4 separate regions of the Homo sapiens genome follow, and regions 2, 3 and 4 are each linked to region 1. Evidence: read pairs that join two places in POLR2A ChIA-PET (ENCODE). Cell type or tissue: OCI-LY7. All regions are shown on one strand.

The links. Peaks named below come from ENCODE experiments on the same cell type or tissue, not always from the same donor. Only the 100,000 strongest peaks of a DNase experiment are listed, where the experiment ranks them.
Region 2: POLR2A ChIA-PET joins it to region 1 with 5 read pairs; 2 of 35 experiments call an interaction of 5 or more read pairs at or near these places.
Region 3: POLR2A ChIA-PET joins it to region 1 with 5 read pairs; 4 of 35 experiments call an interaction of 5 or more read pairs at or near these places.
Region 4: POLR2A ChIA-PET joins it to region 1 with 6 read pairs; 4 of 35 experiments call an interaction of 5 or more read pairs at or near these places.

Annotation. Positions count from the first base shown.
Region 1 is chr7:101,796,091-101,800,090 of GRCh38, reverse strand. No RefSeq gene overlaps it. Among named protein-coding and RNA genes, the nearest start is that of CUX1, 20 kb to the left of the region's middle. In OCI-LY7, no CTCF peak of the experiment used is centred here; DNase peaks (open chromatin) are centred at 1,770, 2,920 and 3,240; H3K4me3 peaks cover 1,304 bases; H3K27ac peaks cover 3,992 bases.
Region 2 is chr7:101,572,946-101,576,945 of GRCh38, reverse strand. LOC107986832 (a long non-coding RNA gene) reads right to left here and starts at 1,201. Exons shown (of 3, transcript XR_001745314.2): 1 at 1,140-1,201. In OCI-LY7, no CTCF peak of the experiment used is centred here; a DNase peak (open chromatin) is centred at 1,595; H3K4me3 peaks cover 1,137 bases; H3K27ac peaks cover 1,325 bases.
Region 3 is chr7:101,888,858-101,892,857 of GRCh38, reverse strand. The region is part of intron 1 of CUX1 (cut like homeobox 1); the gene reads right to left. Among named protein-coding and RNA genes, the nearest start is that of CUX1, 73 kb to the right of the region's middle. RefSeq lists an enhancer at 1,901-2,611. In OCI-LY7, a CTCF peak has its summit at 1,758 (motif pointing left); DNase peaks (open chromatin) are centred at 1,517, 2,232 and 3,930; H3K4me3 peaks cover 3,199 bases; H3K27ac peaks cover 4,000 bases.
Region 4 is chr7:102,249,423-102,253,422 of GRCh38, reverse strand. It overlaps CUX1 (cut like homeobox 1), which reads right to left. Exons shown (of 24, transcript NM_181552.4): 24 at 1-4,000. Among named protein-coding and RNA genes, the nearest start is that of SH2B2, 35 kb to the left of the region's middle. In OCI-LY7, no CTCF peak of the experiment used is centred here; a DNase peak (open chromatin) is centred at 1,712; H3K4me3 peaks cover 752 bases; H3K27ac peaks cover 1,694 bases.

The DNA of each region.
Region 1 (4,000 bases):
ATCTGCCTTAGCCCTTTGCCTTATTTATAGGAATGTTATTTCTTATGTTTTAAGGAAATTGATATGAAAGCTCTAAATGACAAACTCCGAAGCTAGCTTCAAAAGTTTCTGACTAATCGCTAATGAAATATCCATAATAGATGAGGAAGAAAGCATAAATCCCAATGAAACACAGCTTCACTTCGTAAGTGTCTCGTGTTTGTTTGACAGCTTTTGAAATTTTCTTTGTCATTTGGAAAATCAATACAAAATACAGCTAAACACCAGACTTTGCCTCTCAGCCTAAGACAAAATAAAAGATTGAAAGCTTCCATATCACCAGCTGTCAATTTTTGAAGATCATATTGCTTAATGCAATAATTTTTTTCTCTGCCCAAACATTACTCAGCCTCCATGATCTCTTGTTAAGACCCAGATGCACACACATTATGTCTGTGAATTCACAAAGACGCGAGACAGCTGGTGGTTATCGGTTTAGTCGATTAATATAGAGAGAATGGTAATGAATGACTACCGTCTCCACCCCTGCCCACTCTTATTTTGAGAGTAAATTGTGCACCCTGGCTTCCTGAAAGAGCACGGATTAACCAGCGCTCCTAACTGTCCTTTGCTTGTTGTTTGTTTGTGAGGTGTTTGTTTGTTTGTTTGTTTGTTTGGAGACTGGATTTCACTTTGTCTTCCAGGCTGGAGTGCAGTGGAGCAATCATAGCTCATTGCAGCCTCAAACTCCTGGGCTCAAGTGATCCTCCTGCCACAGCCTCCCAAGTAGCTAGGACCACGGAAGTGTGCCACCACACCTGGCTAATTAAAAAAAATTTTTTTTTATAGAGACAGGGTCTCTCTATGTTGCCCAGGCTGGTCTCAAACTCCTGGCCTCAAGCAATCCTCTTGCCTCAGCCTCCTGAGTAGCTGGGACTACAGGTGCATGCCCAGCTATTAAAAAAAAAACAAAAAAAAAAACCTTTTTTTTTTTTTTTGAGACAGAGTCTTGCTCTGTTGTCCAGCCTGGAGTGCAATGGCTCGATCTTGGCTCACTGCAACCTCTGTCTGCCGGGTTCAAGCAATCCTTCTGCCTCAGCCTCCCGAGTAGCTGGGACTACAGGCAAGCACCACCATGCCAATCTAGTTTTTTATATTTTTAGTACAGATGGGGTTTCACCATGCTGGCCAGGCTGGTCTCGAACTCCTGACCTCAAGTGATCTGCCTGCCTCGGCCTCCCAAAGTGCTGGGATTACAGGCGTGAGCCACCGTGGCCAACCAAAAACAATCTTTATAGTGATGGGGTCTTGCTATATTGCCCAAGCTGGCCTCAAACTCCTGGACTCAAGCAATCCTCCCAAAGTGTTGGGATTACAGGCGTAAGCCACCACAGCCAGCCTCCTAGTCCCTTCTTAACTTCTCTTAAATCGTCCCTGTTTGATTCTGTTTCCTGCTAGTCCCCTGACGGATACAGCAGGAATTAAAAAATATATATTTAACTTGTACATAAGTGAATGGAAATGAATAAAGAAAACATGTACACAACTTAGCAAAGTAGGATTCAGTTGGGAGCTGGTTCACTTTTCCCTGTTGTTAGTATGCATAATACCACACTTTTCTTTCTTTCTTTTTTTTTTTTTTTTTTGAGACAGCGTCTCGCTTCATCGCCCAGGCTGGAGTGCAGTGCAGTGGCGTGATCTCAGCTCACTGCTACCTCCACCTCCCGGGCTCAAGCAATTCTCTTGCCTCAGCCTCCTGAGTAGCTGGACTACAGGTGCGCCACCACGCCTGGCTGATTTTTTGCATTTTAGTTGAGACGTGATTTCATCATGTTGCCCAGGGTGGTCTTGAACTCCTGAGCTCAGGCGATCCACCCCCCTCGGCCTCTCAAAGTGCTAGGATTACAGGCATGAACCACCACACCCAGCCTAGTATGCATAATACCATAATTTTTTTAAAAAATTTTAAGTTCTGGGATACATGTGCAGAAAGTGCAGGTTTGCTATATAGGTATACATGTGCCATGGTGGTTTGCTGCACCTATCGACCTGTCATCTAGGTTTTAAGCCCCGCATGCATTAGACATCTGTCCTAATGTTCTCTCTCTCCTTGCCCCCCCACCCCCCAACAGGCCCCGGTGTGTGATGTTCCCCTCCCTGTGTCCATGTGTTCTCATTGTTCAACTCCCACTTATGAGGGAGAACATGCGGTGTTTGGTTTTCTGTTCCCGTGTTAGTTTGCTGAGAATGACGGCTTCCAGCTTCATCCATGTCCCTGCAAAGGACATTAACTCATTCTTTCTTTCTTTATTTTTTTTTTGAGATGGAGTTTCTCTCTTGTTGCCCAGGCTGGAGTGCAGTGGTGCCATCTCGGCTCACTGCAACCTCTGCCTCCGAGGTTCAAGTGATTCTCCTGCCTCAGCCTCCCAAGTAGCTGGGATTAATTACATGCATGCACCACTATGCCTGGCTAATTTTGTATTTTTAGTGGAGGCGAGGTTTTAGCATGTTGGTCAGGCTGGTGTCAAACTCCTGACCTCAGGTGATCCACCTGCCTCAGCCTCCCAGAGTGCTGGGATTACAGGGGTGAGCCACTGTGCCCGGCCAAACTCATTCTTTTTTATGGCTGCATAGTATTCCATGGTGGCGTAATACCATAATTCTAATGCATCCCTGATTTAGTTCTTTTTCTGCTAACCTCTAAACACAGGGAGGCAGGCACCAAGCCTGTCTTCCTCCTTTCTCATTCTTTTGACTTCAGGGCCAGGCTGTGTCAATAAAGATGTGTAGAATGAATGAAGGCATTCCTGGCTGATTGTATGCAATGACAACATCTCTTGCTGGGTCTGAGGCCGAAGTCCTTTGCTGTTCTGATCTGAGAGCATTTAGCTCTGAGGATCAAGTGAGAAGCCTCAAAGGCCATGTGCTCAAAGCGTAGAACAGTCTGACCCCTGTTTCCTGCAACAGACAGGGGCGAGTTAAAGGTGATACACTCTCTTGCAAACGGCTCACGGGGTGTCCTGGGAACTCTCATGGGGAGACGTGGAGTTTCTGGTGTGGGTGAAGATTGGGAAAGACATTTGCAAAGTGAGGACCAACAGAGGCCGAGGGCTGGAAAGAACAGGCTTTCATCATTGTCAGGGAACTGTGACAGAGAGAAGCAAGCCCAGGAAACGAGTTGGGTAACCTTCAGCTTCTCCATTACTTTTTTTTTTTTTCTTTGAGACAGAGTCTCGCTCTGTCACCCAGGCTGGAGTGCAGTGGCGCGATCTCGGCTCACTGCGAGCTCCACCTCTCGGGTTCACGCCATTCTCCTGCCTCGGCCTCCTGAGCAGCTGGGACTACAAGTGTCTGCCACACACCTGGCTAATTTTTGTGTATTTTTGGTAGAGACGGGGTTTCACCGTGTTAGCCAGGATGGCTTTTTTTTTTTTTTTTTTTTTTGAGATGGAGTCTCGCTCTGTCACCAGGCTGGAGTGCAGTGGCACAATCTCAGCTCACTGCAACCTCCGCCTCCTGGGTTCAAGAGATTCTCCTGCCTCAGCCTCCCAAGTAGCTGGGATTACAGATGCCCGCCACCACGCCCGGCCAATTTTTCTATTTTTAGTAGAGAGGGGTTTCACCATGTTGGCCAGGGTGGTCTCGAACTCCTGATCTCATAATCCGCCTGCCTCGGCCTCCCAATCTGCATTACTTTTATTAATAACACTTAGCCTTGAAGCATGGATCTGGAGACAGGCATGTGAAGGCATCCAGTTTGCAGAAAGAACTTGGTCAAGTTTGACTTCAACAATTTCTCTTGGAGGAAAAAAAAAAAGCAGCAGCTCTGAACTCCAGTGGGATTTCCTGCACCTTAAATCTTGGGCATCGAGATCGCCTGGGTATGGTCATCACTAAAAGGACAATGGTAGGGTATTGGAAGTAAGTAGCATAGGCCAGATGGGGTGACTAATGCCTGTAATCCCAGCACTTTGGGAGGCCAAGGCTGGTGGATCACCTGAGGTCAGGAGTTCAAGAGCAA
Region 2 (4,000 bases), 220 kb after region 1:
GAGGCTCTGCACAAGAAGGAAATGAAGGCTACGGCAGAGCTGCAAACTGCTTGATAAAGCATTGAAGTCAGGCTCCACACACACACAGTGTTCCTCAGCAAAGGCTGGGACACTTATGGGGTTAAGGGATTTAAAGAAATATCTGGGCTGGGCACAGTGGTTCACACCTGTAATCCCAGCCCTTTGGGAGGCCGAGGTGGGTGGATCACTTGAGGCCAGGAGTTTGAGACCAGCCTGGCCAACACGCAAAACCCCATCTCTACCAAAAATACAAAAATTAGCCAGGCATGGTGGTGTGTGCCTGTAGTCTCAGCCACTTGGGAGGCTGAGGCACGAGAATTGCTTAAACCCAGGAAGTAGAGGCTGCAGGGAGCCAAGATCACGCCACTGCACTCCAGCCTGGATGACAGAGCAAGACTCTGTCAAAAAAAAAAAAAAAAAAAAAGCCTGTGCAATCATTAGTTGACTACTAAGCTAACAGGAATTTTAGCAGCAAAACATGAAAAAGAACACAGACTTTATAGAATTAATCCAGAAAAATCACTAAGGAAACAAACAGCAATAGCAACAACAAACTCTTTGTGGTGGGGGGTCAGGGAATCTGATTTCCAAATTTGCTACATTATATTATTTTAAATGTCTAATATTCAACAACAAAAAATTATGAGACATGCAGAGAAACAGAAGAGTATGGTCCATTCACAGGAAACTGTCTCTGAGGAAGTCCAGACACTGGAATTACTAGGCAAAGTCTTCAAGTACACTGTTATGAATATGTGCAAAAACTAGAGGAAACCACGTCTTAAGAATTAAAGGAACGCTATTATTCAGTGGAACCTAACAGACACCTACAGAACACTCCAGTCAACAACATCAGAATACATGTTCTTCTCAAGTGTACATGGAACATTCTGCACTGTAAACCATATGTTAGGCCATAAAAAAGTACTCAGTAAGTTTAAAAAGATTGGAATCATACAAAGTATGTTTTCTAATCTCATGAGAATGCATAACAGAAGGAAATTGGGAAATTCAGGAACATGTGGAAATTAAACATCACACTCTTAAGTAACCAATGGATCAAAGAAGATACCACAAGGAAATTAGAGCATGCTTTAAATAAAAATGAAACAACTCACCAAAACTTGTAGAATGCAGCCATAAAGCAGTGCTTAGAGGAAAATTTATAGCTGTAATCACCTATATGAAAAAGAATAAGGATCTAAATCAGTCACTTAAACTTCCACTTCCTGTAACTTGAAAAAGAAGTCTAAACTAAACCTAAAACAAGTTGAAGAAAGGAAATAATAAAGATTGTGAAGGGGCATGGTTTGTCTGGGGAAAATACCCGAGGTTCATTGCCTCACACCAGGGAAACTGAATACACAAACACACACAAGGAATGAGTTTAAGAGCAGAGGTTTAATAAGTGAAAGGCAGAGAAAAGCTCTCTCTTCTGCAGAGGGAGAGGGACTCCCAAGTAGGGTCTTTGGGCTTCATGGTGAAATGCATGGGGTTTTATAGACGAGCTTGAGGAGGCAGTGTCTGATTTACATAGGACATGAGAGACTGGTCAGACCAGGTGTCCCATTTGCATAGTGTGCGAAGAAGCTGGCCATCCCACCCTAATCTTTTGTTATGCAGATGGGGTCTCTACTTGGCCAATGCCATGTTGCCTGCTTTTTTACTACACATGTGGCAACAAAGAAAAGGGAAGAAGGAACCTCCATGTTGAATATACCTAGCTTCCAGGTGTCCCTTTTCTATTGGCACAGCTGTTGGCATTTACCTATGCACGCTTTGAGCTTGCTTATCTATGCTTGAAGCTTGATTTTTCAGGCTGCTTTTTGTTAGAAAAGAAATTATTTGGGGGCTGCTTTTTATTAAAAGGAAACCTTACCTAGTAAGGGAAGAGACCACCCCTCATAATTGTCTTATGCCTAATTTCTGCCTCCAAAGAAAGAAGTAAAAACTGAAAGGCAGAAGTGAAATCCACAGGAAGACAGCCTGGCACCATGCTCTGGGCCTGATAGTTAAAGATCGACCCCGACCTAACCAGTTATGTTATCTATAGATTCCAGACATTGTATGGAAAATCATTGTAAAAATCCCTGTCCTGTTCTGTTTCGTTCTGATTACTGGTACATGCAGCCCCTAGTCACGTACCCCCTGCTTGCTCAATCGATCACAACCCTCTCATGTGGACCCCCTTAGAGTTGTAAGCCCTTAAAAGGGACAGGAATTGCTCACTCAGGGAGCTCAGCTCTTGAGACAGGAGTCTTGCCAATGCCCCCGGCTGAATAAACCCCTTCCTTATTTAACTCAGTGTCTGAGGAGTTTTGTCTGTGGCTCGTCCTGCTACACTAGGATTCTCTTACCCTCACTATCTTCCTAAATAATTTCTTTCTAGCTCCTGTATCTGTTGGAGTGAAGTAGATAAAATAGAGAATAGAAACACAGGCTCATGTGGATTCACTGGCGAATTCTACCAAAAATGCAGAGAATGTTATGGTTTGGATTTGTGTCCCCACCCAAATCTCACGTTGAATTGGAGGAGGGGCCTGATAGGAGGTAACTGGATCATGAGGGCAGATTTCCCCATTGCCGTTCTCATGATATTGAGTGAGTTCTCAACCAGGTGCAGTGGCTCACACCTGTAATCCCAGCACTTTGGGAGGCTGAGACCGGCAGATCACAAGGTCAGGAGATTGAGACCAGCCTGATCAACATGGTGAAACCGTGTCTCTACTAAAAATATAAAAATTAGCTGGGCATGTGCCTGGAATCCCAGCTACTCAGTAGGCTGAGGCAGGAGAATCGCTTGAACCCAGGAGGCGGAGGTTGCAGAGTGAGACTCCGTCTTGAAAAAAAAAAAAAATTGTGTGGCACTTCCTGCTTCCCTCACTCTCTCTCCTGCCACCATGTGAAGAAGGTGCTTGTTTCTCCTTTGCCTTCCATCATGACTATAAGTTTCCTGAGGCCTCCTCCTAGTCATGCTTCCTGGTAAGCCTGTGGAACTGAGAGTCAATTAAACCTCTTCATAAATTACCCAGTCTCAGGTAGTTCTTTATAGCACTGTGAAAATGGACTAACACAAATAATAAACTCAAATTCTTCACAAAACCTCCAGAAAATATGAGCTAATAGAACATTTTCCAACTCATTCTATGATGCCAGTATTACCCTGATAATAAAACTAGACAAAGACATCACCAGAAAGGAAATTTATGAACCAGTATCCATTATGAACATAGATGGAAATCCTCAATAAAATACTGGAAAACCAAATTCAGGAACATATAAGACGATTATGTATCACCACCAGGTGGGATTCATCCCAAGAATGCAAGATTGGTTTAACATCTGAAATCAATCAAAGTAATACACCATATTAATAGAAGAAAGGACAAAACACACAGGACCATCTCAAAATTTGCAGAAAAAGCATTTGATAAAATCTAACACACTGTCATGATAAAAACAAAACAAAACAAAACAATAAACTAAGAATATAAGGGAACCTCTTTAACCTGAAAAAGGGCATCTACAAAAAACCCATAGCTAACATCATATTTAATGGAGAAAGTATGAATGTTTCTACCCTAAAATCAAGAACACAACTAGGATGTCCTCTCTCACTATCTCTATTCAGCATTGTACTAGAGATTCTAGCCAGAGTAATTAGGCAAGAAAAATAAATAAAGCCATCCAGATTGGAAAAAGAGAAATAAAACTATTTCTATTCTCAGATGACAAGAACTTGTATATACAAAATCTTAAAGAATATGTACACACACTATTAGAACTAATAAACAAGTTCAGCAGTTTCAGGATATAAGGTTGGCATACAAAATTCAAGTTTACTTCTATAGACTAGCAATAAACAATCTGAAAATATTTCATTTTATTTTGTTTATTTTTTTTTTTTTTTGGAGACAGGGTCTCACTCTGCTGCCCAGGCTGGAGTGCAGTGGTTCAATCATAGCCCACTGCAGCCTCA
Region 3 (4,000 bases), 93 kb before region 1:
ATAAATATTAAAGCTAATTTTGGGGGCCTTTCATCTAGGATAGTTTTAGGCCCTTTAATGGTCTAAAAATTTAAATACAGCTCTCCCTCATTCTCTTGCAGGGCCTAATTAAACAAAAATAGACCTAGCTCACAAAATTATACACAAAAATGAAAAAAAGTATTTTGGCAAAGGGCACCAATTTTCACTGACTCGAGCATGGCTATATAAGCACTAACAACATACTGATAGGAACAGAAAGCACATTTTAACAACATTTTTCAATTAAACAGTCACATTCTTGTGAAATAAAAATCCACGCAGACTCTCAGACTGCGTATAACGTAGTAATGATGAGACCATTTCCTCCGGCTCATTACAAAATTTTCTTGTTGAAGTGGCAATTTCTGTCCTGGATGTCTAAATGAGGGTAATTAGAAGCCCACAGTAACTTCTGAAAAACGGAACAACCAGAAGACACTTTGGGATACGGTGCCAGAAACACTCTGTTTTGCAAATGAAGGAGGTAACATTTTCTTTCCAGATTAAAAGATTCTTGATGCCAACTAACAGCCGCTTGTGTAATCTTATTTAAAATGTGCTAAAGCATTACACCACTTCACCAAATGGGAGAAAAAGGAACGATACTAAACCTAGCATTGAAAGAATCTGACCAGCATATTGCTTCTAGATTAAGTTTTCTTAAGTCCAACTGTCTTCAGCCTGCCGCTGGTCAGTGCAAGGAGAGGCTCAAAGTCCGGACTGACTCTCCGCTCCAACACAAAAGAGATGCTCCTAGATCTGATTCATTCAACAAGCCTTTTAGGGAGTGGATTTCTGGGGACAAGATGCTGAAATAGGCACTGCCCATTACCCACACAGGGTTTCCAGTTTACAAGTCTATGTCAAAGAAAAGAAAATTATCAACAAAGTCTTACAGACCATTGCATTTAACACTTATTGACACTATACAGTGGAGAAAATGATGAAAAACTGGTAGACATTCTCCACACAGAAATTCAATACCCATTCCAATTGGTTTTTAAAAATAACAATTTCTTTAAATTTAGAGAAGAAAATAAAAGGATGACTGTCCCCAAACTAATATTTGAAACCTACAACCCCAAATTCAGAATTCAATCAAATGCCACCATCTCCATGAACCCTTCCCTATTCTCCCTGGCCAGAAGTCACATTCTGGATGGTTTCTGATTATGAGTGCGTCTTCTATGACCCTGCTAAATACAGCTCCAAGAAGGTACGGGCTGTCTTATTGATCTCTGGGTTCCCCACAGCACCCCATGCAGGTCAGAAGTAAACCCCGATCATTAAGTGAGTCAAGGGATCCAGTCCTGGCTGGGTGTGAGGGCTTATGCCTATAATCCTAGCACTTTGGGGAGGCTGAGGCAGGAGGATCACTTGAGCCCAGGAGTTTGAGACCAGCCTGGGAAACAACTACTTATGAGGCCTTGTCTCTAGAAAAAATACAAAAGTCAGCTGGGCCTGGTGGTGAGCACCTGTGGTCCCAGCTACTCGGGAGTCTGAGGCGTGAGGATTGCTTAAGCATGTAAGTTAGAGGCCACAGTGACTTGTGATCAAACCACTGCACTCCAGCCTGGGCAGAAGAGCAAGACCCTGTCTGAAAACAAACAAAACAACAACAAAACAAAATAAAAAAACAGATCCAGTCTCAGACTCCAAACAGCCAACTTCACTGAATTAGAGTCCCAAATGAGACAAATAAAACATTTTTGGTGTCTACCTCTAGTGGTTAAACGTCTTTGAGAACAGAATTACAGGGTCCATAATAACTCTAAAAGATACTGCCATAGAGAAGTATTCAAAATGTGACACAAAATCATATTCCCCCCGCCCCCGCTCAAAAAAAAAATCCTGCTAAGTGATCTAACACTAAACAAGAATTAAGACATCCTACTTAAGTGACAAAAGAAGAGTTAAAAATAAGCACCAAACAACAGCCTAAACAATGTCAGGCCACACTTCAGAAATAAAAAAGGTCTCATATGAGTGTGTAAAGTGAGAAGCAGGAGATGGTGACGGTAACAGCCACAGCCTGGAAGAGTTCGAGGTTAACTTGCCCAATTCATTAACTAAATAGAGGTTAAATCAGAGTTTGAATGAATACAATTCAGAAAATGGAAGGGTAGATTTGTGTCCCAGCAGTGAGTAGAAATACGCAAGCAGAAACAAGCTGCTATTTTCGCACCAACCTCTCTATATATTTTATAAAAGGGACTCACCGTTTTTCCCCGTACTGACCCGCAAAACCAGCAGCTTAAAAAAAATGTAAGGCGCGTGTATCACTCTGATCCCAAGAACAAACCTGGTGCCGGGCCTTGCTGAGCACTTTGCACCCCTCATGCTGATTCCCACGAAGGACAGGCTGCAGGGTGGGCTCTCCTAGCCAGCTCTGACCCAAGGCGGGGGTGGAGGGGGGGACAGCTGTCCTTCATGTGAGCTCTGAACCCCGAGTCTCTCATGTCCCCATTTTGACCATGGTTGGGGATTTTAGCACCTCTGGACCTAACACCCTGTCCCCTTCCCTGGCCAGCCCACTCTCATCCCACTGTGCCGGTTTGGGGGACACTGCTGTGAACCAAAAGACTCCCCACAGCCCCCCTATTCTTTGAATCTCTAAACACTGCCGGCTTCAGGGCTCCCCGTCAACCCCATCTGCCAAGACACCGATTATCCCACGCTGGCCTTCCCTGATACTGAAGCACGTTCCTTCAAATGTCAGCCAGTGTTTTTCCTCGCACCCTCTTCCTCCAGCCAGTCCCTGCCACTGGCCTTCTCTCTCCCTAAATCCCCGGGGGCACCCCACCACACACTGGCGGGAGTGGTTCCACCATCAAGACAGCTGCCTCTCTGCTACAAAGACCCTGGTACCCCGTAGTGAAGGTGGAAAAGCTTAGTTATCCAGAAAACAGAGCATCTCAAGTCACTGGGATCGCGAGAGAGTTTCAACACCCTACAAGCGACTTGTAAGAAGGCCGCATTTGCAACTGCAGAGTTCCCTCTTCCAGGAAATTACTTCCTGAACACTTTACCTGCACCAGATGTATTTATTTGTTTATTTATTTTTTGAGATATAGTCTTGCTCTGTCGCCCAGGCTGGAGTGCAGCGGTGTGATCTCGCCTGACTGCAACCTCCACCTCCCAGGTTCAAGCAATTCTCCTGCCTCAGCCTCCTGAGTAGCTGGGATTACAGGTGCTCACCACCAGGCCCAGCTAATTTTTTGTATTTTTAGTAGAAATGGGGTTCCACCATGCTGGCCAGGCTGGTCTCAAACCCCTGACCTCAAGTGATCCGCCGGCCTCGGCCTCCCAAAGTGTTGGGATGACAGGTGTGAACCACTGCACCCGGCCCACTGGATGTTTTTAGAAGGAGAAAAATCGGTTTACTTTTCTCAAGGCCATTTTATGAATCCCATAAAGCTGGAAGTAAGTAAAAGTGTTTTCCAGCCTCAAAGGCCAATGTGCACCTGGAATAGGGAAAAAGCCACAGGGCTTTAGAAGGAACAGTACTGTTTTTCTACAAACTATCCAAAGACCCTCGGGAAACGATCTCTCTCAGCACTTTTTTTTTTTTTTTTTTTGAGACAGGGTCTTGCTCCATTGCCCAGGTTGGAATTTAGTGGTGCAATCATAGCTCACTGCAGCCTTAAACTCCAGGACTCAACCAATCCTCCCACCTCAGCCTCCTAAGTATCTGGGATCACAGGTACACATCCAACTCATTTTTTAATTTTCTTGTAGAGACGGGGTCTGGTTATGTTGCCCAGGCTGGTCTTGAACCCTTGACCTCAAGCAATCCTCCTGCCTCAGCTTCCCAAAGTGCTAAGATTACAGGCATGAGTCACTGCACCTGGCCAGCATCAGTTTTCTGATATGCAAAATAGAGGTGATACCAACTTTGTAGGGTTTCTGCAAGGAGTGCCAAAATTCAACTTTAATGACCATCTCTTGGCAAGGTGTGGTGGCTCACCCCTATAATTCC
Region 4 (4,000 bases), 450 kb before region 1:
ACTCCTGTTCCCCTCTCTTTTTAGGGCCTGGCTGTGGCATAATCTTAAAGTAGTCAGCCGAGGCCCACAGCGATCTCTTTGCAGCCTGTGTAAACTGGTCATGAGCTGCACGCCTGATGCTGGCCCTGGCCAAGGAGGGAGATGGGGTATGAGAGCTGGCCACCTGGGCTTGGGCGGTGGCCAGAAAGGAATATTTAACCCAGAGCTCTGCTGCACTCTGGGCCCGGACCGCCAACCAGCAGACCTGAACGTCCACATCAGACAGGATGGTTTTTCAATGGGAAGAAAACAAAGATGGCGACAGGAAGGAAACTGAGCAGGGAGGTATTTGTACTTTGGAGGTACAAGGGATCTACCCCAGGGAGGCTGTCGACTGGTATCTTTTGCCTCAATTACTTGCACAAAGTAGCAGGTTTTGATGGTGGGTCCCTGTGAGCCACGATCCTGGCATTTCTCAGAGAGTTCTCCCATGCATGCATCCCTGGGCTGTCACCCCAATCCTGTCCCAGGAGACGCTTAGAAGCTGCCTCATGCCAAGATGCCTCCTAAGATCGTCTAGAAGAATCCAATTGAGCTAAGCTCCATGGCTCTGATAACCCTTTCTAAAGAGAGGTCTGGTGAGCAGAAACCACAGATGTCTTCACTGATACAGAAGTTCAAGAGGAGGTTACCAGGGAGCTCGGGGGTTGGGGAGGAGGACAGAAGACTCCTCTGGGGTGGAAGTGAGTTGGGCACAGGTCTAGGACAGAACTCACACACCTGCCATCTCGGCTATCACAAGGGAGCTTGGGCCGGAACTCCGGGTCAAGAGGCTAAATGCAAACACTGATTTTACCCCGAGCCTCTGCTTAGCCAGCTAAGTTAATGGCAAAAGCCTTAAGTTATGAACAATGCCTCCAATTAACAAAAAGAAGCCATTTAAAATGGCATAATGGAGCTTGTAATTAAGTGTTAGTGTTTTATATGGAACCGTTTCCCCCAGGGGAGAGGTACAAATCAGCTTTTTAAACTCATAGAGCGTGAAGAGGAAGGGGGTCGGCTGCCTGCGGGGGCCACTGCTTGGAATGCCAGCCTGCTGAAGGGGAGCCATGCCGAGGGGACACTGTTCAAGGCACTTGAATACTGCTTAGCAAGATGAGAGATTAACCCTTAGACTCCAACTGAGGGGCCCAACCAGGAGGGGGTGCTCCCCTGGCCACGGATTGCTGTATTATTTTAGTGGCAGCTCTTAGAAGTATTACAGACAGTGCTAGCTTCACATCAAAGATCTAAGGTTAGGATCTCTATTTTTTTTAAAAAAATAAATAATAGAGGAAAAAAAATACACAGAACTGCAAGCAAAATTTAACCAACTGATTGTATCTGGCACCAGATGTAAGTCTGGCAAAAAAGACAGAATGGGAACCAACAGTAACCTAGTTAAAAATCTAAGAAGTAAAAACAGAAAAGAGAAAACAACACATATGACTAAATTGCTTGGGAGGGTCAAAATGACTGCATTTTAGACTGTTACTGTTTGGCCACTAGAATGGACAAATCTGTATTTGTCAATTTCCTCAGATTTAACACCTTTGTAAATAACAGTCATGCCTTTAAAACTAAACCCTAGCCTACTATTTCCTGTTAACTTCTTTTCATTCTTATGAAAATTAGACGATATTTAAAGATTCATCACACATGATGACAAAAGTCCCTTGAGGGTTTTGTGGAGAGGACACCACAGTCGTCAGGGCTCTGCCACTCACTGTCCTAAGGGTCACCGATGTGAACTCACTCTTCTCAATGCACCTGAATCGAGCTAGATGTTGACCCGTGTCCCCTTAAGCTCCTCTAATTTTGAATTCTCTTCTCCCTGAACTGGATTTCAAGTTCAGAAATGATACCCCCAACAAAAGACAAACGAACAGCCTGCCTCCCAGCCCCCTAGAGCCTTCTGAAAACTTCTTATTCATGAAAAGGCATTGTCTTTAGTGTAGTGACTCTTGAAATTTGTGAAAACGTGAACTAAGTGCTGCAGCTGCAGGTTAAAAGACTGTAAATGAAATAATCTCTAAAACATCATGCAAGAAACGTGGTTTCACATCTTACAGTCAAAGTCCTACAAGTTAATTAACAAGCACACGGAGGTGGAACAGCCAGAGCATACCTTTAAAATTATAACTCCCTCCCACCCCCCAAATAAAAAAAAAAGTAATATTAATTAAACTTAAGAAATAATGAATGCACCATTAAAATGTCATCCAAAGATGTTGACCTAAGACAAAGGTTTCAATGATACACAATACGGTCAAAAAGTTTTCAATCAGTAATATACAGTATGACAACTACATCTTGTAAATTATACCCAATACTGCCGGCAGTCTATCCCTCTAAAGAATATTTGCCCCTTTCATCCCTTCCTAACAATCAGATAATAAAATACAGCACCTATAAATAAGCAAAAAAAAATATATATATATACCGAAATCATCTATTGTTAGTTTAAAGATATGGCAATAAAGAAGTCTAAATTAGCAAACTTGTAGAAGCCGTAACTGATAAAACAGCTTATTGAAAAAGGTGGCAGTAATGCACTCTACGTGTGCACAGGTACTTAAGAAAATACACAGACGTATAAAATTGCACACACGCACACGCACGCACACTCTCACCCGCCTCTATTCTCACGCATATACACATAGACAAGGGAGGAATCAGAGACAAGTTAGACTTTCAGTTTGTACTTAGACTGCCCTAAAACTGTGCATAAAAAGAACTAAGAGGCGAAATGAAAGAAGGGCAAATGGTAGGTTTGGAAGTTGAAGAGCATCCACGTTTTGGTGTGAGTTTGGGCCATTTCTACAGGGATGGGAGTGGGGAGCCCAGAATGCCACGTTCTCTCTCCTGCAGAGAAAGGAAGTTTCCCACGAGTTCAACAGGGTCATCAGTGCTTGCGGTGGGAAGAAAAAGGGAAAGAAGAGAGAGAGTGCGCGTGTAAGCCCTGCCCAGGCCTGGGGAGTGTCTTCCCCTGGGAGGGCTCAGTTCATCAGGTATCCAGGAGAGTGGTGTGAGGTGAGGTGCCTTCTGTGCCAGAGAGAGATCCGTAGACTGCTATCTACTTGGGGATGGGCCCGTCTGGCCCTGGAACTGCCTGCTGTGCTCGCCCGGACTACTCTCTCCTTTCTTTCAATGCTTGCACACGTGCAGACGCACAGACAGATTGAGACACCATAAATTAAACAAAATTAACAGGTACATGCTACAGTTCTAACTTGTCTCCTAAACCTCCAAGATATGAGGTCTGATCAGCGTGCTCTGCGGTTAGAGGTTAAAAAGCAGATTATAAAATACCTAGATTCGGATCTTTTCTTTTTTTTTTTTCTTTTTTTTTCTTTTTTTTGTCCTGATTTGGCCTAGAATGGAGTGTATTAAACAAACCCTGGTCTGCAAAACCCAGGGTCAGTTAAAGCTATACATCAATGTGCACTACATGTCAGGATTCTATTCACGTACAAGAAAACACTATGTCAGCTACCACAAAATCAGAGTTTCCTGATGTGACGTTTTCTTTTTGTTAAAAAATATGTGGAGTAAATGTGTTTTATTTTAATTCAAAGTTTCAAACGAGAAGATTCTTTTCTTGAAAATATTTAGGAATCCAAACTAGTGTGTTTAGAGTCGTTTTGACTGTGCAATCTCTTAGTGGCAACTGAACAGCTACAAAAACTTTCTTTTTTAATTTTTCTGAAAAATCCCACCCCCCCTTTTATTTTTTCCTGGTTTAAGAAGATAATAGTGTATTATCGCTCTGAAGCCATTAGATGGCAGATAAAAAGCCCCCTTTTAATATGTGGGTTTGATTTTTTTTCTTTTAAAGCCCACACGGAACAGGAGGACACAAGGCAAAGCTGTAAGAGTTATTCCAGAACCTGTGGAAATCACTTAGGGCAATAAAAAAAACACTTCAGGGTACAAAAAAGCTCGACCACACATTTCCGTTTTCTTCCTTGAAAACACGACA